Linked DNA regions of Homo sapiens: region 1 is linked to region 2. Evidence: read pairs that join two places in POLR2A ChIA-PET (ENCODE). Cell type or tissue: HepG2. All regions are shown on one strand. Links, peaks and the distances in the headings refer to the core of each region. The heading gives the core; the rest is flanking DNA. Region 1 overlaps PEAK1 (pseudopodium enriched atypical kinase 1). Region 2 overlaps UBE2Q2 (ubiquitin conjugating enzyme E2 Q2).

Region 1 (15,913 bases), core at 3,681-11,680, 1.4 Mb before region 2:
ATTTAAGAACTTTAAAAATCAGTGATTAACTCTTTGGTTACTTCAGAGATAATGAGTATAATCAGTATACACTTATTTTTCCTTATATTTGATATTTTCTTCAACAATTTTGCTCCTTTTTAAAGAAAGGTGTTTGTAGATCACTGAAAAGATTTAAAGCCTTGAGTTTTATAAGTGGTGCTAGGGCACGCTTTTTTTTTTTTTTAAACTACATTTGGGGCAAATTATTTCTTACCTTCCGTTTGCCAGAATTTCACCTGTTATAGACCAGAATAATTTATCCACCTTTTCTGTAAGAATAGTTTAAAAGGTAAGAGCTAGTAGGACATTAGATCAGAGTAGTTACTAAATTTCAAAGTATTATATCATAGTGATTATGAATATTGTTATAGCTGGAGACAGTCTTCTTTGGATCCTATTAGGTTGTCTTCTTGGTTCTAGTGCAAGGTGTGGCAAAGCTTTACTTTTGAATTAGCATTTTATACTTTTGCCATCTTCAGAGAGTTTGTAGAACATTGACCACATTGTTAGGTGGTTCGTGGTTCAGGAAAGCAAATACTAACTCCGACTGTAGTAGCTACCTGAAGCACCTGTTCAGAATTAGGAGGTTTATAGGGGACATGTGGTAAGGAGGGGTGTCATCTATTAGCATCTGACATGATTGCAAGCTGGGGAGAGAGGGAGTGGGTTTTGTGTTACTTATACCGCATGTTTGCTAAATTCATAAAGGAGAATTAGAATAGGTATTTATTCTAATTAATAAATTATAAATTATATTTTATAAGTTATACATTAATTTATAATTTATGACTAATAAATTATAACTTATAAATTAATGAGTCATTCTTACCATATCCCTCTTCAGAAAATCATTCTCTCTGTTCACATACCTCCAGTGAGAAGCTTACTGCCTGCCTGAGATCCCACTCTGTCGTTGGACAGCTCTGTTAGAAATTCTCCTCTGTGGTATTTTTCTTCCCACACATTTACTACTGTGTGTTTCAAACATTTATGAAACCCTAATATAAGGGGTTTCTGGCAAGGGTTAATTATGAGGTTTTTGTGTCATTTATCCTTTTTGCCCATTTGAAAACTTTTAAGTTAAATATTCACAGGAAGTTGCCAATATAATACAGAGATCTCCTGTCTACTGTTCACCAGTTACCCCCAATCATAACATCTTACAAAACTGTATTATAATAGCAAAACCGTAAAATCGACAGTGGTATAATCCATAAGCCTTATTCAGATTTCACTAGTTTATATACATTTGTGTGTGTGTGTGTGTATGCATGCATGCATGCAATTTTGTTACCTGTGTAGATTTGTCTAACTATCAAAATAGTCAAGATACAAAGCTGTTCCATACCTACAAAGATCTCCCTTATGCTACCCCTTTATAGTTACCCTCAATCTTCCCTCCCCCTGCCAATTCCTGGTCCCTGGCAACCATTAATCTGCTTTCCATTTCTGAAATGTCATCATTTTTAGAATGCTATATAAATGGAATCATACAGTATTTGTATATAGCCTTTGAGAATGGCTTTTTACACCCAACATGATTCCCTTGAGATCTATCCAAATTGTTACGTATATCAATAGTTATGCTGGTTGGTGTTCTTTTTAGTAATTACAGATATCTTTCCTTCTAAGACTACAATAAACATTTGCCTAACTATATGAACATTTGAAATACTATAAAAGTGATTAAACTTGTAGAGCTGTTCAATTTGAATTCAGTCATTTTATAGTACATATGATATCTCAACTTTGATAATTTGTTGCTGAACTGTGAGGGCTAACGAGGAGTGAAAGACTGAGAGTCAGGAGACCCCATTCTTCTGTCTGTTTTTAACCAGCTCTGGGAACACATGCTCATGATTCAACTCATTTGTGCTGCTGCTGATGTGGCCAAAGGTTGTCTCCCTGATAAGGTAATTGTCAGGATGAAATGAGACATAAAAGTCAAAATATAAATTTACCTATAGTATGTCAAACAAAAATAAATGTGCAAGGTACAAATTAAAAGGAAATATACTGAATTATTAACTGATTGTGTCTGGTATAATGAGATTGATAATAACAAGTTGTTTAGTTTTTTTGAAAAGAATTGCCTTTTCTAATTTTTCCATAATGAAGGCATATTTTATCTTTGTTTTTCTGTTCATAAAAATAATGCATACTTAATAAAAATTGAAACATGACAGATATTTACACTAGGAAATGAAAACTTACTGAAATTCCCCACCCAGACTTAACGATTTTGAACTCTTTGTTGTATTTTTTTTCTATGCACATAGTAAGCTTTTGTTATTATTGAAACAGAAAATGAGAATTTGCTGTGCGTATTGTTTTGCATCTTATTTATTTATTTATTTGAGACAGAGTCTTGCTCTGTCACCCAGGCTGGAGTGCAGTGGTGCCATCTTGGTTCACTGCAACCTCCACCTCCTGGGTTCAAGCAATTCTCCTGCCTCAGCCTCCTAAGTAGCTGGGACTACAGGTGCACGCCACCACGCCCAGCTAATTTTTGTATTTTTTTTAGTAGAGACAGGGTTTTGCCATGTCGGCCAGGCAGGTCTCAAACTCTCGGCCTCAGGTTTTCTGCCTGCCTCAGCCTCCCAAAGTGCTGGGATTACAGGTGTGAGCCACTGCACCCAGCTGCATCTTACTTTTCGCTAAGCTATGTTGAACATTTTTCCATAGGTATACATATAGTTTTAATAGCTATGTTGTTACTTCACTGTGTACATGTAGTATTCATTCATTTCGTCAGCTATTATTCATTGAATACTTGCTGTGTTTAAGGCACCATGGTGGGGAAACTACGATGAATAATATATGAAGCTTACATTTTTGTGGGAAGACAGGCATTAATGATGATTAATTTCTCAATTGACCATTTGATTACAAATGTTATAAGCACTAGGAAAGAGCAGTACAGGGAGCTATGTAAGTGCTTATTAGAGAGACTTAACCTGCTTTGGGAACCAGGGAGAATTTTCCAGAGAAAATAACTTTGTGATAAAATCTAAGTATGTTTATGTAAGAATCAGGAAATGGGTGATGAAGGAATAGTACATAGATAAATAGATATATACATATACAGCTGGAAGGCTGTATGTCAAAATGGCAATCATATTTATTTGTGGTGATGGCATTACAGAAGTTTTAAAAGTCTCTATTTTCTAATTTTTCTATGGTGAACATGTATTTATCATTTGACTAAAATAGAAAAACTAAACCTGTTGGGTATGTGAATACACATGCACGTAAAGAAAAACAAAACTGATAAAATATATCTCACAGTGTTAATACTGTGGTGGCATTACAGTTAGCTATTGAATTTTTAAACAGGCTTTTTAAGAGCAGTTTTAGATTTATAGAAAAATTGAGAAGATGGTACAAGAGTTTCCATATGCCCTCCCCCCAATACACACGTACCCTATCATATTTATTAACATCTTATGGTGCATTTGTTACAATAAATAAACCAATATTGATATTATTAGCTAAAATTCATAGTTTATTCAGATTTCCTTAGTTTTTACCTGTATCATTTTTGTGTTCCAGGAACCCATCTAGGATACCACACTTACATTTAGTTTTCAGGTCTTCTTATTCTTCTCTTGGCTGTGATGATTTCTCTGATAATCTTTATTTTTTATGTTCTTGACAATTTAGAGGAGTACTGGTGAGGGATATTGTAGAATGTCCCTCTTTTGTGATTTGTCCAATGTTTTTCTCATGATTAGACTCATGGGTTTTTTTCCTGTACATATATAATATATAGTTGTTGTTGATTTTTATTTTTTTATTTTTTATTTTATTTTTATTTTTTTTACTCATCCGTGTTTCTGTTTATATATGGGATAACAAATTCAGGAACAATGGGAAAGTAATATATAAAACCTTAATAGGAAATACAGTAGAGATTACAAAACACTACCATTTGATTTTTTATGCAAATACTTAAATATTCCAATATTTTTACTCACTTGCTAAATAAAGCACACGACTCGAAATGCTAAGTAACTCTGTTAGTCTGAATCTTTTAAAGAATAAAATGTTGGTGAAAAACCAAAGTTGTTTAGTAAGGTATGTATGACCTTGTTTATTATCTATCGTAGACATCAAGATGATCATAGTTAATACCAATTTAAGCTTTACAGAATACTGTTTTAGGCCCAATATTGATATATTAAATGAAAGTATCAGAGAATCTTGTATTTATGGCATCAGGTTATAAAGATCTATTCAAAACCATTTTTGTCAAAGTTTAAACACTGGAACAAAAGTCAAATTGTTTCTAAATGAGACACAAAATAATTCTTGCTATTAGTACAAATTTTGTCCCATGGGTAATACTGTTGTCTTTTTCTTTTTTAAAAAAATTATTTCGATTTTTATTTTAGATTCAGGGAACACATGGGCAGGTTTGTTAGCTGGGTATACTGTGTGATGCTGAGGTTTGGGGTACGGATGATGCTGTCACCCAGGTAGTGAGCAGAGTGCCAGTAGGTAGTTTTTCAGCTCTTGCTCCCACTCCACACCCTACCTCCCCAGTGTCTGTTATTCCCATGGGTCGTCAGGTATTACTATTTTCAAGTTTTTTTCTTTACATGAAACTACGGAAAGCAAAAGTATGTCATGCTTATACGTTACTCTGTACATTTATCATTCTATTAATAAACATCTTAAGTAATTAAGTAGTATATTAAGGCCATCAACCAAGTCATTATCTCCTACCAGAGGACTACTGTTATTCAGTCATCTAGAAAATTCGTTTTAGGCAGGACGCAGTGGCTCACATGTGTAATCTCAGCACTTTGGGAGGCCGAGGTGGGTGGATCATGAAGTCAGGAGTTCGAGACCATCCTGACCAGCATGGTGAAACCCTGCCTCTACTAAAAATACAAAAATTAGCTGGGCGTGGTGGTATGTGCCTGTAATCCCAGCTACTCAGGAGGCTGAGGCAGGAGAATCGCTTGAACCCGGGGAGGCAGAGGTTGCAGTGAGCTGAAATCGCACCATTGCACTCCAGCCTGGGTGACAGAGAGAAACTCTGTCTTAAAAAAAAAGAAAATTCATTGTAATGGGTTATATTACAGGGTTGAGGTCAGCCTACAGACCCAAAATAGGTTAACTGAATTTTTTTTTTTTCGTATCAGGTTTTACTTTTTTCATTGGAACAGGATTTGAGGGTGGGGATACTAAATGTGGCAGGGTTCAACAAATTTACATTTTATCAAAATAAGGTTCTTAAAGAATACAATGATAGCATATGCTTTAACTCTTATAACACAAACCCTCATATTAATTGATGGTCACAGAAAAATACTGTAATGCTTTAAACAAAAGTTTTAAAATACATCAGTGACACAAGTTTTGAAAGGAAGACCACAGAAATAAAGTACCATTCTCATCACATCATATCAAGGGTATATACTGTCAGCATGACTTATCGCTGTTGATGTTAACCTTGCTCACTGGCTAAGGTAGTGTTTGCCAGGTTTCTCCATTGTAAAGTTATTCTTTTCCCCTCTTTCCATATACTACTCTTTAAAAGGACGTCTTGGCCGGGCACGGTGGCTCACACCTGTAATCCCAGCACTCTGGGAGGCCGAGGTGGGTGGGTAATCTGAGGTCAGGAGTTCGAGACCAGCCTGACCAACATGGAGAAATCCCATCTCTACTAAAAATAAATAAATAAATAAATATATATATATATACACACACACACACACACATACATATATATATATACACACACACACACACACACACACACACACACACACACACATACATACATACATACATACATTACTGGGCATGGTGGTGCATGCCTGTAATCCCAGCTACTCAGGAGGCTGAGGCAGGAGAATCGCTTGAACCCAGGAGGTGGAGGTTGCGGTGAGCCGAGTTCGCGCCATTGCACTCCAGCTTGGGCAACAAGAGTGAAACTCCATCTCAAAATAAACAAATAAATAAATAAAATAAAAGGAAGTCTTTGTGCACAGCCTATGTTAGGTTGCACTTCCTAGAAGAAGTGAATAAACTATTTGATTATTCTGCCTAGGAAATTTGTTTATTCTTCCTCATTTATTTACTTAGTTATTTATATTGGTATGAACTTGAAGACTTATTTTATACTTTGGATTTTAATCCAGTATTACTTTATTTTATTGCTCATCTTGTTTCAGCTTTAACCATTGGAAGTTCTTTCAGTTGCCTCCTGCGCCCCTTTGACATACCCATATCAACCATATTTTGTGTGTGTATTTAAGCATTTAAAAAATTTTCTGACACTACAAAATGCCCCAGGTTTATCTTGTGTATTTCCTGCGATAGCCCTAGAAATAGCAATTTTTGCCAAAGAGCCTTCCTTTTATTAGAGAATAGTGTAAGAAACCAAAATCTAGATATTATTTTGTTTTTGCTTAATATTCTATTCCTACTTCTGGTTTTTCCTTTTATTTTAAAAGGCTTCTGATAAGCCAAATATAAATTCTACCATGTTAAATGTATTTTGGCTCACTGATTATCCATTTCTAACTACCTTGTCCTTCCCTTCCTTCTCCCTTTAGACATCTTTCAGCTAGGGTTGGCCCTGTGACACAGTGCTGGCCAGGGACATGTAAGTACAAGTCCACTGGGGAGAGCTTTCTTTCCATAATCAAAAATCAAAACCTTATGGGAGATATTTTTAGGCCTTCAGCCTTCTTCCTGCCAGGAATATGGAACTGATGCCTGGAGGTTCATCATGAGTATGAAAACAAATTCGAGGGAATGCACAGCAGATGGATAGAAGGACTTTGTTTTGTGATGTCATTGATGACCTGCAGTCAAACCATTCCTGGTCTGCCCAGCCCCAGACTGCTGATTGCCTAAAATAAAATCCTGTGTGTTTAAATTGTTGTTACCTGGTTTTTCTGTGAGTGTAGCCCCACACATAGTCTTAGCCAATTCAGTTATTTATTTGGTTGGCAGAATTGTTATTTGTTTATTTATAAAATACCTGTTGAAGACCTACCATGTGTAAGCCTCCATAAAATGGAGCACAAAGAAAGAAACTCTTATCAGTCAGTATTGGCTCCGTACTCTCTGAACCCAGGTTTAATAATGATGTACAGAATAGGATAATTACATGAGTAACTATAATTAAAAATGGAATATAGTAATATGTGTCACTTAGTTGGTCGCAGTTACCTGTCATCTGTTACTGTAATCTATTTTTCTTATTGTATTCTCTGTGTCAGCAAAAAGTTTCACTATTTACCTAGTTTCAGAACAGAAACCCAGGAGTAGTACTAGTCCCTTTATTTTCTCTAACTCCCCACGCCCTGTTTTTCCTACCTTGTAAAAATTTTTTGGTCCGTTTTCTTTATTTCCTTTACTCCTGCACTAATTATGACTGTCATAAATTTCTCTCACATGATTCATACAACTCTTCATACCTAGTATCCCTACTCCCAGTGTTCATCCCTCCCCACACTACTAACTAGGCAGTCTTTCTAAAGGCACTTTAAAATCTTGTTTTTCTCTTCAGTAAAATTGTATATTGGCTCTGCATAGTCTCTAGTGTAAAGTTCAAATTTTTTCTCTTGTGAAAGCCCTCCAGGATCTGAACCTGCGTGGCTATCCAGCTCCACCTTATGGCACTGTCCTCATTACACAGTGCCCCCCACCAGACGCACACCTTATCTCATTCCAAACGTTTAACAACTTCTGCCTTTAGTTTTCTTTTTCTTTTTTTTTTTTTTTTTTTTTGTGGGGGTTGGGGGGGTTGGAATCTCGCTGTGTTTCCCAGGCTAGAGTGCAGTGGTGCAATCTTGGCTTGCTGCAACCTCCGCTTCTTGGGTTCAAGCAATTCTCCCTGCCTCAGCCTCCCGAGTAGCTAGGATTACAGGTACCCGCCAGCACGCCTAATTTTTGTATTTTTAGTAGAGACAGGGTTTTGCCATGTTGGCCAGGCTAGACTTGAACTCCTGACCTCAAGTGATCCACCCGCCTCTGCCTCGCAAAGTGTTGGGATTACAGGCGTGAGCCACTGCACCCGGCCTGCCTTTAATTTTCTATGTCCTCATTTATTTCCGAACATTCCTTCAACCCTGAAATTCTTACTACTCCCAATGCCTTTTAGACCTTAATTAAGACTTAGAGCTGGTCATTCAGAAAACTTCTGAATTCTCAACCTATCCCTGTCAAGAATTCCTGTACCCAGCCTCTGTTATTGCATAATAACTCTGGCAGTTATCATATGGGAGATGCCTCTTGAATTCATCTACTTCCGTCTTCATTACCACCACTTTGTTCTAGGCTACCATCATAATAACCTATTTAAATGGTCTGTCTGCACCTACTTTAATAACTTGTGAAATCTATTCTTTAACCAGTATCCAGTGATTTTTCAAACTACAGATCTGATCATTATGGCCCTGTGTTTAAAAAATGTTCTCTGGTTTCCTAATGATCTTAGGCTGTAAACTAATACCTAAAATGTCCTGCATAGATTTGTTCCTATCTACTTACTTCTCAAGCCTCATTGGGTTTTTGTTTGTTTGTTTAGTTCTTTAAACATACTATGCTCCCTGTCATCTCAGAACCTTTGCATGTGGTATTCCCCTGTCTGAAACATTTATCAGTTAGATTTCATCCTTCAGATCTCAACGCTTCTTTAGGTTATCCCCAAGCCAGGTCTAGGTCAGATTCCTTTGTTGTATGTTTTACTTTCCATGTCTTTTGCATAAACTTATATAGTAGAGCAAGCTGACAAGCACATAGTTGCATTTAATTTTCAACATTGGTTGTAGCTCCCATCTAAAAGTAGCTTTTCTGCATGTGCCCTTCTAGAAACCTTCACTTGTATGCAACTGGTCATTTCACTCATCTCATTAGACTCCTGTCCTGTTTGGACTTCATGGTGCAAACTACTTAAATGTGGCTCTTGTCAGCACCCTAGGTTCTTTTGCTCAAAACCTTTTTTACAGCCCAAGCCATTTGTTCTCTAATTTTTAGTTGTGGTTTATTTTTTGTGCTTTGATATGAAACCTGCAGAGAAAGCAGTTTACTTTGTTCAGAAAAGTTCTAAGTAATTTAAGTTCTGCTTAAACAGTGCTATGACCAAGCTAGGAACATAAGAGACTTGTAAAAGGAGTGACTCAGGGACCCCAGACTTAAACCTATTAGTTCAAACTTTTGTATGACTTCATGAACTCCTGAAAAACATCCAGATTTGGCCATAAGTTTAAACATATATCACAAAGTCGTAGGCTCAAGCATTCAAAGAGGCTTTAGAGTTACTGAGTTTTAGTCCAGCCACCTCTATTCAATGTCAGTTGGTTTCTGAGTGTTCTCTACCACCCATACATAAGAGATTGTCTTCCTTCCATGTAGTGAGCTGAAACCTGTCTCCTTACAAATTTAGTCCACTAGTTTGGGTTCTTAGCACTGTTTGTGAAATGACAACTCAGGTATGAGAAGACAGCTACCATGTTCTCCCTAAACAGTTTTTCTCCAGGAAGAATAGCCACAGTTCCTCATATGTCATGACTTAAGGTTCTTTTATTGTCCTGTTTGAATATTTAAAGTTTTGATTGTTTGAATGTTTTGGATTACTCACCACTATGTCCTTTTCTATTAGTATAAATAATAAAGGTGATTGTATATAAAACAAGTTAATAGTTTTTTATGGCAAATAAAAAATATGCAATGACAAATTAGTTGTGAGACTGAAATACTACTTGGTGTTTAGCTCACAGATCTAAAAAGCTATTTAGGCTTTTTTGGTGGATTAAATAAAGGGTGGGGACAGAGGATAGTTGAAGGAAACTGGAATAGGTGATTATTTATGTAATGTGTGACCACTTCCTTCACTTTATTACACCATTACATTTGCATATTACTATCATTTTCAATCTGTGATCAGCTGTTTAATTTTAGAAATGCAATGTATTCAGCATTTTGCAACCACCACATGTAGATTGTTGATTTTCTGGAAGCTGTAAAGGTGTTTTTTTTTTCCCTTGCTGGAAAATGCACATTCTGTCATTAATTATAAAACTTGTGGCAGCCTTATATGTCATTCCTTCTGTCTGTGCAGAATACAGATTTACTACTTGCTTCAATTAGGAGAGTCAAAAGCAATGGTGGCCGCTGAACTTTCTATGAACTTCAAAGTCCTAAGCATAATTTGTCAGGGGTTTCTAAGGTTTCTCTTTTTACTTTTCCTTTATCTTACTCTGGGATAAAACCTCCATAAATGAGAAAAGACATATTCATCTTTGGTAATGGCACAAACTTGTTCCTTTCTGATCTTTAGCCACTCAGGTGCTAAAGTATTAATATCAAAGAAAATTATAAAATGACTTTATACTAATTATTTTATATGCAGCAAACATGGGAAAAGGAATATGCTCCTCCTTTTACCTGATGTTTGTGGTTTTACTCATACTCCTGAAATGCAGACATTTCAAATAGAATCTTTCCAAAGTACTGCTTTTTTTGGATTTTTTTTGGCTTTGATTTTGTATTGTATACAGTAACTTTTTCATGATGTCATGTTATTGACCCAGCTTTGAGCAGAACTTTTAGTATCCACAGCATCTCAATAATTTAGCTTGTTTTTTCTTCTCCCTCATTGTAACATTTGTTGAAAGGTACAGGACCAAGAAAAGTCCTTGTGCAACATTAGCAAGCATTTAATTAAGGGGTGATGCCTGTGGTACCAGAGTATGTGAAGTGAAACAGAGATGCTTAATCAGCCACAAAAGCTATTTACTGCTTCGTAAACCTCGGTGCTCAGTGTCATAAATATTATTACTGTTCTAGGACTTCAGAAAAGTAATGAAATATCAAAACTGATTTTTCTCTACTGTTAAAGTATGGAAAGCTTTCCTCCTAATAGAACTTGTAATGAAGCTGACATTTGGGAGAAGCATACATAACTGAAATTTATTAACTGGAATGTGATCAGAAGGGACTTAAATACAAATGAGGGGTATGTTGAAAGTAAAGCACAGAGGAAAAGGTTTTATCTCTATTAAGCCTGAAGTTACCCTGAGGAATAAGTCACATAATATTGCCATATATATTTCAAACGCCTACATGGGCATGGACTAATAGATGCTTCCTGTCCATTAGCTTAAATCTTTATAGCAACTCTGTAAACTAAGTTGATTCCAGTTTTACAAATGAAGACATGGAAGGAAGCTCAGAGAGATTAAGTCACATAGATGTGTATGATAATGCCTGTGCTCTTTCTAGTACTTCAAACTGCTTATTAGATGAAAGCTTATATTAAAAAGCCTTTAAAATATTTATTCTGTTGAATATCTGTTAGTATACCTGAAAAGCTCAATTGTGCCGTGTTAATTCTTAAATTTTTAACCTTTTATTTATTCTGTTTTCAACATTTGTTAAGCAGCTAGTATATTCCTAACACTAAGTATTATGAAGCCTGTAACTAAATAAAGGACAAAAGTATCCTCAGAATTCCCATAGTTAAGTCTAAAGGAAGATTTAAACTTGAATTGTTGAAGAGGTCTTATTGATTCCTTCCCACTGAGTCTTCCTCCTCAGAGTTTACCAGGTAAATACCCCAGCCTATATACTCAAAATTTGAGAGCAGGATCAAAGAGAGCAGGGTTCTCTTTTCCAGTACTTGGACTATTTGCCAGATCCTTTCCAAATTGTATCCCTTTTGTTGAGAGGGGGAAGTACATGCAAAAGCTAAAATGCATAATCCAATTTACTCTATATGATCCAGCTTACAAGCACAAATAAGGAAAGAGTTTATAGTCTTGTTGAAATGCCTTGATAGAGAGGAAATTGTATACAGTGGAAACCTAGAGGAGGTAGTTAGCATAAGACCTCCTGAAGAGGAGTGGTTTTTATAAATAAACTGATTGTTAAGAGAAGGCAAAAGCTGGTTAGTAAGGAAGCTAAGGGAAGGCTTTTGTGATGATTCTAAAATTTTATTAACCCAAATGTTTGTATCTATCGATTGATTACGCTTCTCTTTCCTTTGTTATCTACGACAGTAGATCTCTGTAGATCTTTTATTCTGGTAATGTTTTCAAAAGGACTCTATGTTCTTTGTGAAAATGTCAGCATTAGAAGTTTAGAAGTTTCAGTTGTTTATGCTTACTTAAGACGGTTTAACCAAACATTGTGTCCAGTCCCCTCATTTTACACATAGAGAAGCTAAGGTCCAAATAAGCTGTGATACACTTAATGTCAGATACAGTAAGCATCAGACCTGGGACTTGGCTTGGCTATTGGTCATGGTTTCTGTCCTGAATCTCTAGTTGAAAAATGCATGAAGGTTACTTATGGTTTAATAATAAAAATAATTTATGTTTCCATTTGCTGTTTTTCTTCATTGGCTTTAAGAGAGAAGTGATTGAGGAAATATGAAGTAATAGAAATATTTGACATAGTCTTATGGGCAATAACTTATTTAGGTAAAACATATGGAACCTTTAATTGAGAAGGTTCAGCTTTCTAAAGGGGAGTCACTTAATTTCAAAAGATGTTTATGTACATGTTTATGTTTCTAATGTATAATATAGTGGAAAGACAGCAAATTTAATAAAAAGCCTTATTCTGTGAGGTAATGTTGGCAATAGCACTTGTAAGCTCAGATTTATTCATACATTCTTCCTTTAACTGGCCTTTTAACTGAAGTAAAATTGATGGGAAAAGCATCAAGTTATGGAGAGTTTGGAATTGGGATGCCTTTGGTTGACTGTGATTATCATAATGTATTTCAACCTTGAAACTGAGCCCTGGATGACAGAGGAAAGCAGCCGAGACAAAAGAAAATGCCAAAGACAAAGTAACCTTCAGCCAGTCTATAAAAGGAATGATTAGGCAGTTCAAAACGTAAATGCCAAATTTTATCACATGGCCATTTCCTGGGATTTTAAGTGATTATAACTATTCTTTCTCTGGAACTAGAAATACACTTTAATTCTGATTGGCATAGGAAAGTATCCTGCATCTATCAGCCTTTTTCTAGTTGCCTTATCCAGGAAATAGTGTATGCAGGTAAACCAAATAATTTCTGAAAAACAATGCAAGTGTTATAAAAGTGAAAGGACAAAAGTATTCTCAGAATTTCCATAGTTATGTCCAAAGGAGGGTTTAGAACTTGAATTGTTTAAGAGGTCTTACTGAGTCCTTTAAACTCTTAGTCCTTTAAACTCTTCCTGACTAATTAGTCTTCCTCCATCATCTTTCTTAATATACTTTTAAAAATTCAGGACTGAAAAGAGAAATGACTAAGCAAAAATGCACGTTAACTGCCATTACAAGGAGAGCAAAACGGGTTGTGCCATATGTACTAATCTTTGCTAGTAAGAATAACCTACAGTGTATATAAAATTTGGGTTTTATATGTCTAAGTACCTTTCATGTTCTGAAATTCTTGCCATGACCCTAATCTATTATTAAAAGTAATGGCAAAAGCCACAATTGGTTCTGCAGTAACCTAATAGTCAGCCTTACATGTCCGTGGGTTTCATATCTGTGGATTCAACAAACCACAGATTAAAAATATTTGAAAATAAAAAATAGCAACACAATAATAAAAATAACACAAATAAAAATACAGTATCACAACTATTTACATAGCAAGTAATCCAGAGATGATTTAAAGTATGCGGGAAGATGTGCACAGGTTATATAAAATACTATGCCATTTTATGTAAGGGACTTGATCATCTGCAGATTTTAGTGTTCACAGGGGTCCTGGAACCAATTCCCCACAGATAATGAGAGATAACTATAGCACGGAGACTGTACTGTTCTCCCCATGTCCTACTCATTCTCTGTTTTATTCCACCCTATCCACCAGTCAGATTAATTTCCAAAAAACTCCATAGTAATTATCTCTTCTTTTGTCCTGGTCAGGAACTTTTAGTGGCTCCTCATTACATATGTAATTCAGTCTGAGCTCTGGTTCTCTAAATACCTTTCCACCCCTCTTTATAGACCTTCGCCTCTGGCCAATTTTGTTCCCTTAATATCCTTTAGCTGCTATGTGGACTTTCAGTTGTTCCATGCCCCTAATAAAATTTTATCAAATGACTTAATTTCTCTGCTCTTTTGTTTCCTTGTTGTTATATGGAGGACAGTGGATTTAATGGCCATTATATTTGTTTAGTGATTTCTAATTTATTCATAATTTTTCCATATATTGTTATATTATCCCTCCATCTCTCCCTCCCACCCACCCTCCCTCCCTCCCTCCTTCCGTCCCTCCCTCCCTTCCTTCCTTCCTTCTTCCCTCCTTCCTTCCTTCCTTTTTTTGAAACAGGGTCTTGCTCTGTTGTCCAGGCTGGAGTGCAGTGGCTCAATCTCAACTTACTATAGCCTCAACCTCCTGGGCTCAAGAGATCCACCTCAGCTTCCCAAGGAGCTGGGACTACAGGCACACACAAAGATGCCTGACTAATTTTGTTTACCTTTTGTAGAGATGAGGTCTCACTCTGTTGCCCAGGCTGTACTTCATCTTTGTGCCCTTTACAGTAATGCATGCAGGAATGATCCACATTGTACAGATAGGAAACCTCAAGTCCAAGTAGGCTAGGTGATTTGTATATGAAAGTTGTTCTAAAACTTTTTAATCCCAGGAAGTACCATTTACAATAGCACTCCCAAAGATGAAATATTTAGGTGTAAATGAAAGAAAATGTATACAGGATTGGCCAGGTGTGGTGGCTTATGCCTGTAATCCCATCACTTTGGGAGGCCGAGGCAGCAGATCACGAGGTCAGGAGATGGAGACCATCCTGGCTAACACAGTGAAACCCCATCTCTACTAAAAATACAAAAAAATTGGCCGGACGTGGTGGCGGGCACCTGTAGTCCCAGCTACTCGGGAGGCTGAGGCAGGAGATGGTGTGAACCCAGGAGGCAGAGCTTGCAGTGAGCAGAGATCGCGCCACTTTACTCCAGCCTGGGAGACAGAGCGAGACTCCGTCTCAAAAAAAAAAAAAAAAAAAAAAAATGTATACAGGAGCTAGGAGCTACAGTTAGAAAACTGTAAGGCACTGATAAAAAATATACGTACAGATATCTATAGGTGGAAAACTACAATGCACTAATCAAACAAGATCTAAAGAAATGGAGAGAGATTCTGTGTTCATGGATTGAAATAATATTGTTGTGATGTCAGTTCTTTCCAATTTGATCTATAGACTTGACACAGTCCCAAATCAAAATCCCAGCAAGCTATTTTGTAGACGTCAACAAACTGATTCTAAAGCTCATAAGGAAAGCCAAATACCTAGTATAGTCAGTGGAATACTGAAGAAAATTGGCAAAGTTGTAGTACTCACACTACCTGGCTTACTGTAAGGCCACGATAATCAAGATACTATGGTGTTGGTGAAAGAATAGACACATAGATTAATAGAACAGAATGGAGAGTCTAAGATAAATTCACATGAATATAGTCAACTGATTTTTAACAAAAGATGACATTTTCAATAAATGGTGCTGGAACAATTGGATGTCCATATCCAAAACTGAACCTAGACACAGACCTTATAATTTATGCAATAATTAACTCAAAATGGAGCATAGACCTAAATATACAACATAAAACTTATTGAGGAAAACATATATGATACTGGGTTTGGTAAAAGATTTTAAAATACAACATCAGAATGATACATGAAAGAAAAATATTGGTAAGTTGTGACTTAGTTAAAATTTAAAACTTCTGTGAAATACTCTATTAAAAGAATGGAAAGACAAGCTATAAATGGGGAGAAAATATTTGTAAAACACTTATATAACACTTGAATCCAAAATATACAAAGAACTCTTAAGACTCAACAATGAGAAAATAACCCAATTTAAAAATGGGCAGAAGATCTGAAGAGACACCCCATCAAGGAAG
Region 2 (15,913 bases), core at 2,704-10,703:
TGGGCAGCAGGGAAAGACAGATGCCTTTCCTGATCATAGAAATAGGTCAGAAGCTGCCCTAAAGACTGTGTGCTCCAGGATTTCACTATTTAACTCAACTACCATTCCCTCCATAGTGAATGGAAGCTTCATAAAGCACCATCTTGCCTTTAAACCACAAATTCTTGCTAAAAGTCATGGTAACAAACCTCCGGCTTTGGAAGGCTGTCTCACTAATGTCCTAAAATTAACATTACAGCCTATGCTTCAGGTTAACTGAAAAGAAAACCAGCCTGAACAACATCCTTATGTCCCATGGCTTGCTCTCAGCTCCTCTTGGTTGGGCCTAGGGCAGCCAGACTGTCTAGTTCCAATCCTTGTTCTGCCACTTGTCACCTCAGACAAGTTATCTAACTAACTTCTGTATGCTTCAGTTACCTCATCTACAAAATGCAGATAATAATAGCACCTATTTTTTAAGTTATTAAGAGGATTGAGTTAATAAAAAGATTTAAAAAAAAAAAACTTGGTAAGCATAGGCACAGAGAAAAAAAAAAGTAAAAATAAATGAAAAGACTAGAGCCTAGCACATAAAAGCTTACCAGGAATTAGTTCTATAACATGAACTCAATTTTTTAAAACTTCAAAGTACATATAATTTTTAATTTACTACACTATACATACTAATAATAAGTTTACAACTGTAAACATCTGTTTACAAATAAGTTTTTGTTTACAACTGTAAACTTATAATGTTTATCTACAGCAAATATAACAGACTAAAAACAGATACGAAATCATTAAGTGATTATCAATTAGTATCTTTAATTTTCTTATAATTCCATATTTTCTATAGATCACTTTTGTAACAAGAAGAAAACAAACCAAATGAAAATGAAACTATCTCAAAAAAGAATTAAGTCAAGACAGGAAGAAAGCTTATAAAGTAATATAAAATGTATCTTATGGTTTATGTAAAATTCTTAACAGAAGTACCTTATTTGCTCCAAACTGCACTCTGGCTTTGCCTTTGACTAAGGTGGCATTTATTTGCATGATGACCGATTCTATTGAGTAGGCACTGCTCCAGCCCTACAGAAGAACAAAGTATCTCTAAAATACAGTAGTATTTCTGATTCCCACTTGGGAAGGCCTAACAAAATGGTATATAACTCAACAGCAGCAAATCAGTGTTAAAAAGACTGTAGTCAAGGGGAAAAAGTAAAATTGGAACATTTCCAGAATCTCACAAAAAAAAACAACAAACCAATGTTCTAAGTGCCCAACATGAGCAAATTAGAACCTTAAATAAAGGTCACTCTTAATGCCTATCCTAGCATAGATTCAGCACCAAGTACAATGTCATTTTATTGGTTTACCTTTTTCATTCTTGAAAGTAGACGCTATTTTAAAAATAAACTAAAATTTAAGAGTAGGAGCTATTAAAGAATTTTCTACTTACAATCTAATTTACATGATCAAAACACTAAATTGTGGGTGAAAATGGAGTATCGTAAGAAAAGTCACCTGTTTTGTGAGAAGTTCCATACATAATGCTCCTCCACCCAATACATACCTTAAAAAGAAAAAAGGAGTCATACAAAATTCTCGAGAATTATTCCTCCTTAAACAATTTCTAAGTGCCATTACCAAGAAAATATGCACACAAGTAAGGATGAGAAAATAACATGCAAACATGACAACAGTTGTTAGGGATACAGGACTATGGGTAATTTAAAAATTCTAATGTTATCATGCTAATGTAATCCCTCTGAAATTCTAGTCAATTTTTTCTAATGGTTCTTAGAACATAATACTTTCAGATTTGTATGATATCAGTAATTAAGAACTTAGCCCTAAATATTCCAAAGAATAGGGGCAGAAGAATCAGTTTCCTTAAATGGCGTTCACGTGTTCTTTACATCTGAAACTTTCTCTACCATGTTACAGCCATGAGTTTTTCCCCTGACAATGACACTGACCTTACCCTATCCATGCTATGAAGATCTGTATGGTTTTATGGTTCAAATTGTTTTTACCCATTCTGTTGTGAGAATCAAATGGTTCTGACCATGGAGCTTCTCTCTGGGACTCCCTTAAGCTCTTTCTAGGCCTGAAGACTATTCTCTGAACAAAAGATAACTTCTGGGGATGTACCAAATCTCCCATTAGAAAATCATTACTTAGATAACGATTTTTAACCTTTATCTTTCTCAAACAAAATTTCATTTCTCCTTCAATGTTATTTTAAATTTCAAAATACATAAATATCATGCCTTAAAAAATCAAGGGAATGATAGTTTTAGAACAAAAACTGTGGTAATTTTGAAAACACAAAAGCTAAGACCACTGATTAGGTCTGTGTGGACACCAAGTCCACCACAAATTGTTCTGTCCTCCGGGGCTCTGCCCATGCCTTTCCCTTGCTTGAGATTCCTACTGCTTCCTACCCTTCCAAATGCTGTATTTCCCCCCAGAAGACTTGCCAAGACCACTCTAGCCTGCACATCTTCCATTCCAGTTAACCAAAGGCATCTTTGTGTCAACTAACCAAATTACTTTGCAGACAAGGCATCTAAAAACTTTTACTGTAGACCACTAACATTAATAATTGTTACAGTGACAATATTTAATAATAAAATAAGGGAAAGAAGTCCTTTTCATCTCCCCCATCCTGGAGAATCCAAGCAAGTGTCTCTCCCCACTTGCTTTGCCCAAACCCTGGGACCTTTCAAAGTGAAAGATTAATCTAAAAGTGAAAGAAAATCTAAAAGAAAAACTCTCCAAAAATTTAAATTCAGGCGAAGGTTCATGGGATTAAATTTTTTTTTGTGTATTCTATTTCTGAAACATAGAAATCTATCTTCCACTCTTTAACTCTCCTACTGGGCTAAAAGAGTATTGTATATAATGTGCACTCACTGATTTAACAGAATTAGAAGATCCAGGTACTCATTTAGATTTTGGTTCCACAATTGCTGAAAGCTTAATAATCGGTTGATGAGTTAACATCAAACACAATCTTCAAATTTTGGAAATGCTGATGGTAGACAGGAACTTGTTTCGGGAAAAGGAAGTCTACAGTAGACATTTTACCTGTTATCCAGTCACAACCACCTTTCCTTTAAGGTACCCCACTCTTCCTTTGAGGATGCAGAGTCTTAAGAGGTGGGGGGAAGAAAGGGAGTTTTTGGATTTTCAGGTCAAAAAGTGCATTTGTACAAGTACGTAATAACTACACAAATGTTTGTTGAACACAAGACAAGTAGTTCTAGTACCTATACAAAAAGTAAGATAACTAAACTTTTCCTTAATATACACTTTCAGCAGCATCGACACCTAAAAGTGGCCGATTCTACTTCTGTATTAAATTACATTCATTTTGTCAACAAGTGTTCCAAATTCTTACTGCTCTTTGCCTCCAAAGGGTTCCTGCTGAATACTGAGACAGTTCAAGAATACTAAGGAAAAAAACATTAATGATCTAAGTAAGGGTCATCTAAGGATAACATGCCATATATATGGACACAGTAATACTGTATTTTCAACTTTAAAAAAGTTCAGTTGCCAAAGTTGTACAGCAAACACTATCCTAAGCTTAGCCTCTTCAGATATTTGATTTAAAAATCACTGTAAAAAACACCAGTCACAAAAAGCCACATTTTATATGATTCTATTTATATGAAATGTCCAAGATAGGCAAATCTACAGAGATAAAAATTAGATGAGAGGTTGCCAGGATCAATGGTGGGGGAAACGGGTACAGGGAGTGACTGCTAATCAGTACGGGGTTTCTTTTTGAAGTCATGAAAATGTTCTGAAATTAGGTAGTAGTAATGACTGCACAACTCTGTGAATATACTAACAACCACCAAATTGTACACTTCGAAGCGTTTTATCATATATAAACTGTATCACAATAAAGCTGTTAATTTAAAAAATGTTTGGCTATGTCAAGAAATAAAGAAGTAGGGTCATAACTAGAAGATATGGGATATGAAATACATAGAACAAAACTGCTCAATAATCTATCTAGAATCACACAATGCTTAAGCTTTACCCTGATTGAGATGGCAAGCTTTTACTTCTTCCCAAGTCAGCAAATAATTCCTCCTCCTCACTTAATAGTTGACTATGAAGAGCAAGCCATTTTGATTTTGCCTCCAATGAGCTTTCACATTTCATTCCTCCTTCCACTCCCATGACTACCAAACCAATGTAGGTTCTCCTCACTTCACTCTAAGACAACAGCGTGGCCCTCAACTACTGTCACACTCTTCTAGGCTCTGTGAGCACAATGTGTCTCATATTCTCTTCTGCTGTCACCAGATTTACTTTACAATAGTTTCTTTACTGTCACTCCCCTGTTCCTCAACCAGTTATACAGAAAGATGAATAGCCAGGGTGATAGTCTACTTAGCAGAGGGGGAAAAAAAAAAAAAAAGATCTGTGGCCAGTCCACAGACCTGTTTAAGTACAAGATATTACATCAGCACTATTTCCTAAAACTCTTCTACATGAGTCCTACCCTCCTTGTGTTATAGCTCAAACTGGTCTGGTATACTCTGAGTATCTCATTCTCTTTCCTAGATAACTGATTGTGTTTACTTTTCACCTATGTAAATCATTTTCCTTCAACCTCCACCAGCTGACCAAACCCGACACTCACATTTCACTGCCCAGCTGGGATCTCACCTACTTCATGAAGTCTTCAGGTCACTATTGCCACAGCAACTCTTTGCTGCTTTAAACCTCTGATAAATTAAGTCCATGGTTAGCATTTGATAATCAATGGAGTACTTAGTACTTTTAATCCCCTCTTATATAGCTGGCTTTGGTATAATGAAAGACACTTTATTAGGAATCAGAAGATTTATTTGAGTAGGTCACAAGCTGACTTATTCAAATTACTCATTTGAATAATGAGAACAATAACACTGTGGCAAAAAAGAATCAATTAAGAAACTACGTAACAGATTTTAAAACTGAAAATGGCATTATGCATAAAATATTTGTCTCTATTCTAGGTGGTAAACTAAGGTCATGAACTTAAATTCTTAGAATTCTTACAATAAAATGTTGAAAAGCTATACTGGCCAATTTTATAATCACATTTTAAAATGTTCTGATTAAAAAAAAAAAAAATTTGAGACGGACTCTCGCCCTATTGCCCAGGCTGGACTGCAACCTCCACCTCCTGGGTTCAAGCGATTCTCCTGCCTCAGCTTCCCGATGAGCTGGGATTACAGGCACCCACCACCACGCCCAGCTAATTTTTGTATTTTTAGTAGAGACGGGGTTTTGCCATGTTGGCCAGGCTGGTCTCAAACTCCTGACTCAGATGATCCACCTGCCTTGGCCTCCGAAAGTGCTGGGATTACAGGCGTGAGCAACCACATCTGGCTGATAAAAATGTTTTTATATATTTATTCTGAATTTGCAAATTTCTTCCAAATCTTTTCCTTGATCTTTTTTTTCTCTCAAATAAGATTTTGAACAAAAAATGACCTGTCTTCCTTTTCCCATGCTTATGGGAATACTGAGTAAACATCACAATTTTATAAACAAGCACATAAAACTAAAGCACAATAGTTGGCCAGGCAGTGGCTCATGCCATAATCCTAGCACTTTGGGAGGCCCAGGTGGGTGGATCACTTCAGGCCAGGAGTTTGAGACCAGCCTGGCCAACATGGTGAAACCCTGTCTCTACTAAAAATACAAAAATTAGCTGGGCATGGTGGCGCATGCCTATAGTCCCAGCTACTCAGGAGGCTGAGGCAGGAGAATGGCTTGAACCCGGGAGGCATAGGTTGCAGTGAGCCAAGATTGCGCCACTGCACTCCAGCCTGGGCAACAGAGTGAGACTCTGTCTCAAAAAAAAAAAACTAAAACACAATAGTTATGTCATTTCTCCCCAATCAGTAAAGGCTTCGTTAAAGATATTTTAACATTAAACTATGAAAAACGTAAGAACTATGACTTGGTGGCTAGTAAAAGACTGGTGGTGTCAGCAAGAGAAAGGTTAAAAATTTACTATTTTTCAGTCTTGTGTTTATTTTGTATATGTAAATATTTGGCTGGGTTACCTAACATTCCACTTCCAAAACTGATCATGAGGTTTTATGACAAAAGAAGTACTTTTTATAGCAATTTTACTGCCTGATCCAAAAACAGTCTACGGAAGCTTTAAAGGTAACAAAAGAAAACTGTACACAATTCTAAACAACTATTTCACACCCAACCTGGGATTTCCACTCACTGTGATAGTATATTTGTGATCAACTTTGTAACCACCTGTCAAAAGGAAACCTCTAACATCTGCTCACGAAGGAATCCTTCAGCATTTCCTGCTCTGCAGCAGAAAACACATGGGAATCACTCAGAACTCCAGATTTCCAAAAGAACAGCCTTTCCCAGAGAGTAAGCCAGAGGACACCGTCCTCTGAGATGCTATCGTGTAAATTATTAAACAAATTTGGGAAAAATAGAAAACAGCATTAAGCCTCCAAGAAGTCCTTTGGTAAAAGATATTCTGAACCTGGTTTCCCAAAACCTTGCAGTCCCCTCAAAACAAACATCTATTAACAAACCACTAGGTGGGGTGCGGTAGCTCATGCGTGTAATCCCAGCACTTTGGGAGGCTGAGGCAGGCGGATCACGAGGTCAAGAGATAGAGACCATCCTGGCCAACATGGTGAAACCCCATCTCCACTAAAAACACAAAAATTAGCTGGACATGGTGGCGCACGCCTGTAGTCCTTACTCGGGAGGCTAAGGCAGGAGAATTGTTTGAACCCAGGAAGGCAGAGGTTGCAGTGAGCTGAGATCACGCCACTGCATTTCAGCCTGGTGACAGTGAGACCCCGTCTCAAAAAACAAATAAAAAAAAACCCCACTACTATTAGTGCTTACAGAACATTTTGAGAGCTATGGCAAAGATTAGGTTGCAGGTGTCAGGTAAGTAAACTCTTAAGAAACAATACTGAAAAAAATAAAATTAAGAAATATTTAAAAACAAAAAAGGACAAAAAATAATAAAATAATTTTGAAAAACAATATTGGGCCAGGCACAGTGGCTTAGACTTGTAATCCCAGTACTTTGCAAGGCTGAGGCGGGTAAGATGGCTTCAGCCCAGGAGTTCAAGACCAGCCTGAGCAATATGGCAAAACACCATCTCTACCAAAAATACAAAAATTAGCTGGGCATGGTGGCATCCCAGCTACTCAGGAGGCTGAGGTGGGAAGATATCTTGAGCCCAGGAGGCAGAGATTGCAGTGAGCCATGACAGCACCACTGCACTCCAGCCTGAGCAACAAAGCGAGAACCTATCTCAATAAATAAATAAGTAAAAATAAATTATATTGCTTTACCATGTGGCAGAACTCAAAATGAGCTCAGCATATCCATATGTAATACGAAAGGTTAAAAAAACAAACAAACACACACTTTTTGTTTCTCTGAGCTTTACAGATGGACACCATGCCCAAATAACTATTCTGTAGTATCAACACCAAAGTTAGTATGTATTCTGACTACACAGAAATGATTCTTAACAGGATTTTAGCCCCCAAAACACATATATAAGCATGTAAAGCAAATATAACTAAAAATAACTGTAGGAACAAAGCTCTTCTGGAGAAAGTTCTGAAGTCTGAAGCAGTCACTCATATTTTTACCCTAAATGCAACTATTACTATCTCAACCATAGAAATGATCAAAGGAAAGGCTGGATATATTTAGATTTTAACCACCATAATGTAGATTATGTCACATAATAGAATTAGTCACCCGAGTGTTGGAACATTCTCAAGTTAAACTGCTCATACTTTGAGGGCCTACTGAACATTTCATAACTAACCTAACAAATTGTGATCTTTTCCCCACCTTCTGTAAGACTTCCAACCATAAAAAGAAGCAATACAATTACCATTTGACCCTAATAAACTGCAAGTATTACCTCTAGGAGTAATTAGCCAGTTCCATAGGTCCATGAGATTTTCCCATGATTATCCCTAAAAGTACCAATTAGGATCACAGGCATGTGGGGACCATTCTCTAATCGTAACATTCTCTAAACCCTCAATCACAATTTACATTTGAAAACATTAGCTTTTTTATGGTAAAAAGTATGTGCGTATATATACGTGTGTGTGTGTGTGTGTGTGTGTGTATGTATAAATACATGTGTGTATGAATCATTAAAAACTTTACCTATCAACAACATAATGCTTTACAACTAATGGTTCTAGGTGTGGGCCCCAGAACAACAGCATCAACTTCACCTGGAAACTTCTTAAAAATGTAAATACTCAGGCCCCACCACAGACCTACTGAATCAGAAACCCTGGGACTAGCTCTCCAAATGTTTCTGGTGCACACTATATTTAGAAGAAAAAAAAAAAATGCAGGCCAGGCACAGTGGCCTCATGCCTGTAATCCCAGCACTTTGGGAGGCCAAGGTGGGAGGATCACTTGAGCCCAGGAATTCAAGACCAGCCAGGGCAACATAGTGAGATCTCGTCCCTATAAAAAAAAATTTTTTTTAACTGAAAAAAATTTCTTTTTAAGTAGTCACTTAAACTTACCCTCCTGAGAGAACAGGTAACACCACTCGAACAAATGGAGGATCAAATGGAAAGTTATCCTAAAAAGCAAATAAGCAAGTTTAATTAATTTAAAGAACATCCTTAGTGTTATACTATTTAGAAGATTTTAAAAGATACTATAAAGAATGTGTACATTTATTATCAGATAATGGGTAAGAGTCATAAAATTAGTACCCAAAACCAAAATGAAAACCAAAGCAAATAAAAATGAAGTTAAAATCAGGCCCAAACAGAACAGCATTATGGTAAACTGATGAAACACATGAAGGGGTTCCACTTCACTAGAACTATATAAAGGAACCATTCCAATAATGATAGACTAGGTAACTTAGATAAATCTTCTGACTGAGAACTAGAAAGGTGAACAAAACATAATAATTTCAAGGCTAAGAAAAGGGAACACCAGAGAGCAGGATCTTTTTTTCCCCCTTAGGTTTTCTTCCAATTACAGAAGAGAAAAAGAAGAGGTTCACAAGCTGAGCTAGAACTCACAGACTCACAGAGCTCACAGGGAGATAAATACTGGAGCTCAGCGTCCACCGAGGACAGGCCCTGCTAAGTCTCCGGCTCCTTAGGTTGGGACCCTGAAGAACAAACTGCAAATTGCCCTGACAGGGAATGACAGCCAGCTTTAATCATCTCATTTTTTAAGCAAATTCTAATTAATTTTGATTTGCATTTTCTAACTTGCAATAGAAATGTAAGATTATCCACAAGATACCAACTTAATGACACAAGATACCAACTTAACAACAGTTATTATAATCTACTTTCAAATAAAGTAGCTCACCTTTCATCTATATTTAACAGACATAATGAAAGGTATAGAGGTTGATGTAAGCTTGGTAAAGTACAATTTCATTTAACCTCCTATTATTTAGATCTTTAAACATGTGAATCCCTAATGAGTGACTACAAAACCTCTTCATTATGTATGATTTAATTCATTTTAAACAGTTCAGAATAACTCTTCTACATCAAAATCTGCGGGCTCTATTCCATAAAGTCTATACCCTGGAACTCAGGAATCCAGATTTTACAGAAATAAAAAGTTCCTCAGGGAGGAAAAAAAGGTTGAGGATGACTGTTAAAATGAAGTTTCAGTTACCTTAGTACATATTAACTCAGAAACAGACTCTCAGACTCTATAAAGGATCTCAGAAAGTTATCTGAGATCTTAACATCTTAGCCATCTAAGTTATTAAGGAAGAGGAACATTTTAAAGACTACATCACCAAATGGCTCTAAATAGTTACAAATCGCTTCCTCACATTGAGTTGAAAATCACCTCTTTGTAATTTGACTTACTAGTTTCATGCCCTGCATTCACCAAAAGCAAATAAAAACTAATGCTTCCATATACACAGTCCTTCAAATAGCTGAAGACAAGATAACATCAACCCTCATGTTCTCCTCTCCAAATCCACAATTTCACCAGCTATCCTAGGACACGGAATACAATCAATCTCTTCCCAATCCTGGCTATTATTCTCTAAATGAACCTAAGTTTATCTAAATAGACCCTTCTTAAAGTACTACCTCAGAATTCAATTCAGTAATTCAGATGCTGCCCGAAACACCAAAAAGTGACTTCCTTAAAAATATAGCAAGTTGGATTTACCAACAAGGTCACATTCCCTCCTGCCCCAACTCCCATCTTTGTGTTATGCTTTATCTCAAGTTCCATTTTTCTTATTATTCAAGTTGTCACCGTGGACATCAGAGGCCATAAATATATACTGTTCTGGCTCTTTCCTGCAAATCTTTCTGAGTCATACCTGCTATCCTCCAAAGTCTGTGAATCCCGATACTAATAACTTGGCAATTCAGTTTAAGGTCCTCTTCATAAGGTCAGTTAGCTCAAGGCAATCACATTCTTCCTAGGCCTCTCAAGAAATACTCCAACCCCAGAAAAGGCCCTTCTTTGTGGTATCAGGAGCCATGGTCCAGAAACACAAATCCAACAGAAATTCAGCCATTTACCTCCCAGATCGTCCCCTCCCTGAAGTTCTACCTAGAGCAGGAAAAAATAATGAAAACACTACCTATAGTCACAAATCCTCCAGTTTCCTGGCCAATATTTCATATTCCCGTAAAGATACCTCTCAAAGAGGAAGTGACAAGGGAGGGGCACACAGGGGGCCACAGGGACGGATAAAAAAAAAAAAGGTTCTATTTCTTAAGTTTGGTGTTAGGCATAAGGACATATAATTCAATTTTTTAAAAAGAAAGATACCTTCCTTTTTTGTGTGTTTTGTTTTTTGTTTTTGGCCTGGGTGCTTTATTCGTTCCCCCATATGAATTAGTAAAAATGTAGCCATTAGCAACTTCAGTCAATATATACCAGACTCATATTTTAGGAAGACAACCCAGTTGACAACCACAACAGTTTCTATAATAACAAAAGTGAGAGATAATACTGACATTTGGGTCACTTCAAGAAAGTTCAATCATAAGATATATCCCCAAGCAAAAACACACACATAAAAAAGCTACGTAAGAAGCTTTTAGAAAATTACTACCTTTTTTGTAAGTACAAAGGAAGTATTGCTTTTTCCATCAAAATATCTCATATATCCACAGATTTTAAACCATTACATCTCATCCAGATCCATATTAAATCACGCCTGTAATCCCAGCACTTTGGAAGGCCAAGGGAAGTGTACCATGAGGTCAGGAGTTCAAAACCAGCCTGGCCAAGATGGTGAAACCCCATCTCTACTAAAAATACAAAAATTATGCGGACATAGTGGCACATGCCTATAATCCCAGCTACTCGGGGGGCTGGGGCAGAGAACTGCTTAAACCCGGGAGGCAGAGGTTGCAGTGAGCCAAGATTGTGCCACCACACGCCAGCCTGGGCCACTGCACTCCAGCCTGGGCAACAGAGCAAGATTCTGTCTCAAAAAAAAAAAAAAATCATTAACATTTTTTCTAGATTCCATTGCTATTCTTTAACCATTATTTTTAGCATCTTTAAAATACTTATTAGGCCAGGTGTGGTGGCTCACACCTATAATCCCAGCACTTTGGGAGGCCGAGGCAGGCAGATCACCTGAGGTTAGGAATTCAAGACCAACCTGGCAAACATGGTGAAACCCCGTCTCTACTAAAAATAAAAAAATTAGCCGGGCATGGTGACATGCACCTGTAATCCCAGCTACTCAGGAGGCTGAGGCAGGAGAATCACTTGAACCTAGGAGGCAGAGGTTGCAGTGAGCCAAAACTGTGCCACTGAACTCCAGCCTGGGCAACAGAGCAAGACTCTGTCTCAAAAAACAAACAAACAAACAAAAAAAAACCTTATTAAATATAACACATAAATTCAGAAAAGTACATAAAATATAGAGATATACCTTAAGAAGCTATTGTAAATTATGTGCTCATGTAACCATCAACCTGGCCCAGAAATATATTCCAGCCAGTATCCAAGAAGCCTGCGCAGATATACCTTTCAGTTCACACCTCCCTACCTCCCACCTAGATGGACTCCTTACCCTAACCTGTATGTAATCACCTCTTTGTTCTTGGACAGTTTTCCTCTTTGGGCAGTTTTACTGCTCACGTATGAATCCATAAATAAGTGTTTCTCAGTTTTCTTTTCATTTTTGCCCCCCTAAGAAGCCTTTTTAGAAGTTTTCTTCCTAGTTTTACCCCCCTGCTCCATGGAATTTTAACACCATAGATAAATCGTATATCTGTTTATGTTCTGTGGCCCTTTGGAGGGCAGCAGACCATTTTAATAGCTAAGATTGTTTTCACTCTAAAGATCAGTTTTCACTACACTGCAGGTGATATTGCCTCCACTAAGAATGCATGCCCTAATCAACATTAGTTTTACCTATTTTTGAACTGTATATAAAGGGAATTGTACAAAATAGGTTTTGGAGTCCAGTCTCTTTTACAACTGTGTTCAAGATCCACCCATCTTGTCCCACATAGCTGTAAACCACTTTATAAACACCACAATTCTCCATTTTATTGGAATGAACACTTGGGTTTTCTATTTGGTGCTATTATAAACGATGCTGCTCTGAACATTCCTGTGTCTCCTGGTACGCCTAAGTACTCACGTCTTAACGGAGAATATGTCTACGAGATTCCTGAACCATAGGGTATGAGTATCTTCTACTTTACCAAATTGTTTTCCAAAGCACTTGTACAAATATACGCACCCCACTGGAAGTATATGGGGTCCTGTAACTATTTTCTTACCTTAAAAGAGAAGTTAAGCAAAATATATTCTATGCCTTCTTTTTCTTTTAAGATCTGAAGATCACTGTGCAAAGGACTATCAGGGTCAACCCTAAGAATTACAAAACAAAAAACAGTTCAAATAAAAAGTTAGAGATTTTTTTTTTTAACTAAACTCAAAAATGAACTAGTATGACAGCTAAAATAGAGCACCTAGGGCAAGTTCCAGAAAGAGAAGGTCTAAAGCTGCTCTGTATCACCAGGAAAAATAGAGGTCACCATAGGTTCCAGCTCCTTGGGAATAAATGTCCAAAAGAGACCATAATACTCTAAATCTAATCTAGTAAAGGAGTTCAGAGTTTGCAGTCACTCTAAAGGAAAATAGTCACATGAATATAATTTTCTCAAGAACTCAAAAAAAGTTTAGGAAAGCATATTAAACTTACATTATTAGCCAAAGGGTTCAAGGAGAAAAGTTTGCCATGGTCAGAACTATGAAAACTTAAATCACTAAAAAAACCTGTATTTGTCTACAACTGTCCTATATATACAGGTCTAATTTGAATCCCACCTCCCCCCAACTTTTTTTTTTTTTTTTTTTTTTTTTTTAAGAGACCGGGTGCCTCATTCTGTTGCCCAGGCTGGAATATAGTGATACGATCGTGACTCACTGCAGCCTTGATGTCTGGAGTGCAAGATCTTCCTGCCTCAGCCTCCCACCACCCCCAGTAGCTGGGACTACAGGTGTACTCCACCATGCCTGGCTAATTTTTTTTTTTTTGTAGAGATGAAGTCTTGCTATGTTGCCCAGGCTGGTCTCAAACTCCTGGGCTCAAGAGATCCTCTCACCTCAGTCTCCCAAAGTGCTGTATATATTTCAAATATAAACTGGTTATCACAGTCTCATGAAGTTATTAAATACACTTTTGTTTTTAAGTTCCCCTGCTCTAACTCCATAAAACACTTTATCCCGCAGCTGGTCCCTCTTTCTGTCCTTCCTCTTTCTCACTTTCTTATTAGACCTCAGCAACAGCTCATTTAAACAATCTAAGAACTATTTCTATAGAAACAAAGTCTAAAGTTCTAAGTAAAAGCCATAGTATAAAGGTATCAAGTTAGAAGGAAAATAACCTCCACTGTGATAGTCTACCATTGCAAAGAGTGGGTGAGCATTAAAAAGCCACTTACTTCTGCAGTTTAACATGCCAGTCATATAAACTGTCATTTATGAGTTCCACTGAATAAATCCCTGTTAAGATATAGAGCATGTTAGCTACTCTTCATTTCATCATATAACTATTACTATGGTATAAATGTATACACTAAATAGCCAACGAAAGCTAGAAATTTTGCTCTTAAAACATGGAACAACTAAGCTATATAGTAAATATTACACTACTGCAGCTGAGTATCTTATGCCCTTAACAGATAATTACAGCCATCAACTGAGAAGATTCTTTAATGAGTTGAAAAACTGCTTACCGTTTAGTCTGACTGAAAAAAAGATTATGCAAAATCATATGTACTTAAGACTTTTCTTCCATGAACACACATTTCTACAAAGATGGAATCCTTCTACGTATGTTGTTTTATAATCTCTCTTCAACTTTCAGGGACATCTTTCCAAGTTAGTATACATAAACCTATTCACAATCTTTTTAATGACTCTGTGGTAGTTTATTTTATGGATATGCTTTAACAAATTCCACCCAGTATCTGTTTTTTTTTTTCTATATAAACAATGCTGAAACAAATGATTATTTAACATTTAAAAATAAAACCAGTATTCAAATGTTTGTACTTTATTAGGTTTCTACAGATAAACTTTTAGACTTCTTACACAAAAAACCGTAAGGACACCCACAATTCTAACAACTCAGAAACAAGTTTGGCTTATCCTGCACACTACAAAGCAAGGATTTTTTCCTTGTTTTTATTCTTTAAGCAAATTCTAATTAATTTTGATTTGCTCACGCTAAGAATTCCTGAATCGGTCATAATGCTAGAATTGAATCGGTCATAACCCTTTTTTTTTTTTTTTTTTTTTTTTGACAGAGTCTCACTCTTGCTGCCCAGGCTGGAGTGCGGTGGTGCAATCTTGGCTCACTACAGCCTCTGCCTCCTGGGTTCAGGTGATTCTCCTGCCTCAGACCACTGAGTAGCTCGGATCACCAGGCGTGCGCCACCACACCCGGCTAATTTTTTATTTTTAGTAGAGATGGGGCTTCGCTCGCCATGTTGGCCAGGCTGGTCTTGAACTCTTGACCTCAGGTGAGCTGACCACCTTGGCCTCCCAAAGTGCAGGGATTATAAGTGTGAGCCACCGCACCCAACCAATGCTATCTTTTCAAATTAAAGTTTGGCTCATTATTTAATACTATTAGAATCTCCATAACAATATGAGAATTTTACCTCTAGTTAGAGAGGTTCCATAACATTCAAGTCATATTGAGTAAGAATACTCGTCAAACAAGGAAATGAAAACTTTAAAAACTTATATATTTTAAAGGTAATAACATAACTATCTTTACAATAAAAGCTGATTATCTTGCTTTCAAAAATGGGGGGGAATCATAAAAATCAACTTGGCAATTATTCTCTGTAAAATGAAATGTTTTACTCTTATTTACTTTCCAAGCAATATCGCTCATGCTTTCCCCAGAAGATAAAAATCATGTAAGAGTTCACTGTTTATCAAGAAGAGGACAAAATTCCAATGGACCTATAAAAACATTTTTTAAAAATCCAAAAGACAAGTAAACTCATCCTATTTTACTCCTACATCTTTTGGAACTTGATTGCATTTGAGTTTCACATTCCTGAAATAAAGCTAGTAAACATTTCCATTTCTGTCCAGTTTTAAGAAATGACATTTATAATCTGACAATAGAAAAGAGCAGAAGAATCATAAAGAGAGCAGGGATCCAGAGATCCTTACCTGTTTTATAACTCTGTGATCTGTATATGTCCCTGAGCTCTTTCATAAGTCTATCTGAAGCTTGCACTGACCCAGACACTGCACCCTGAAACACAAAAGCCACTGTTTACCAGGGTCTGCTGAGCTAAGATTTAAGATATTTCAACCTGATCTAAAAGATTACAGCAAAAATGGATCACCACTCAACATTTTTTT

What was found. Peaks named below come from ENCODE experiments on the same cell type or tissue, not always from the same donor. Only the 100,000 strongest peaks of a DNase experiment are listed, where the experiment ranks them.
Region 1: POLR2A ChIA-PET joins it to region 2 with 5 read pairs; 1 of 35 experiments calls an interaction of 5 or more read pairs at or near these places.

Annotation. Positions count from the first base shown.
Region 1 is chr15:77,303,546-77,319,458 of GRCh38, reverse strand. All of the region lies in intron 2 of PEAK1 (pseudopodium enriched atypical kinase 1), which reads left to right. Among named protein-coding and RNA genes, the nearest start is that of LINC00597, 86 kb to the right of the region's middle. RefSeq lists a silencer at 11,866-12,066. In HepG2, for the core only: a CTCF peak has its summit at 7,660 (motif pointing left); a DNase peak (open chromatin) is centred at 7,608.
Region 2 is chr15:75,876,077-75,891,989 of GRCh38, reverse strand. It overlaps UBE2Q2 (ubiquitin conjugating enzyme E2 Q2), which reads right to left. Exons shown (of 13, transcript NM_173469.4): 6 at 15,719-15,803; 7 at 13,969-14,029; 8 at 12,802-12,892; 9 at 8,566-8,624; 10 at 1,507-1,555; 11 at 976-1,071. Among named protein-coding and RNA genes, the nearest start is that of FBXO22, 20 kb to the left of the region's middle. In HepG2, for the core only: no CTCF peak of the experiment used is centred there; a DNase peak (open chromatin) is centred at 6,069; H3K4me3 peaks cover 790 bases.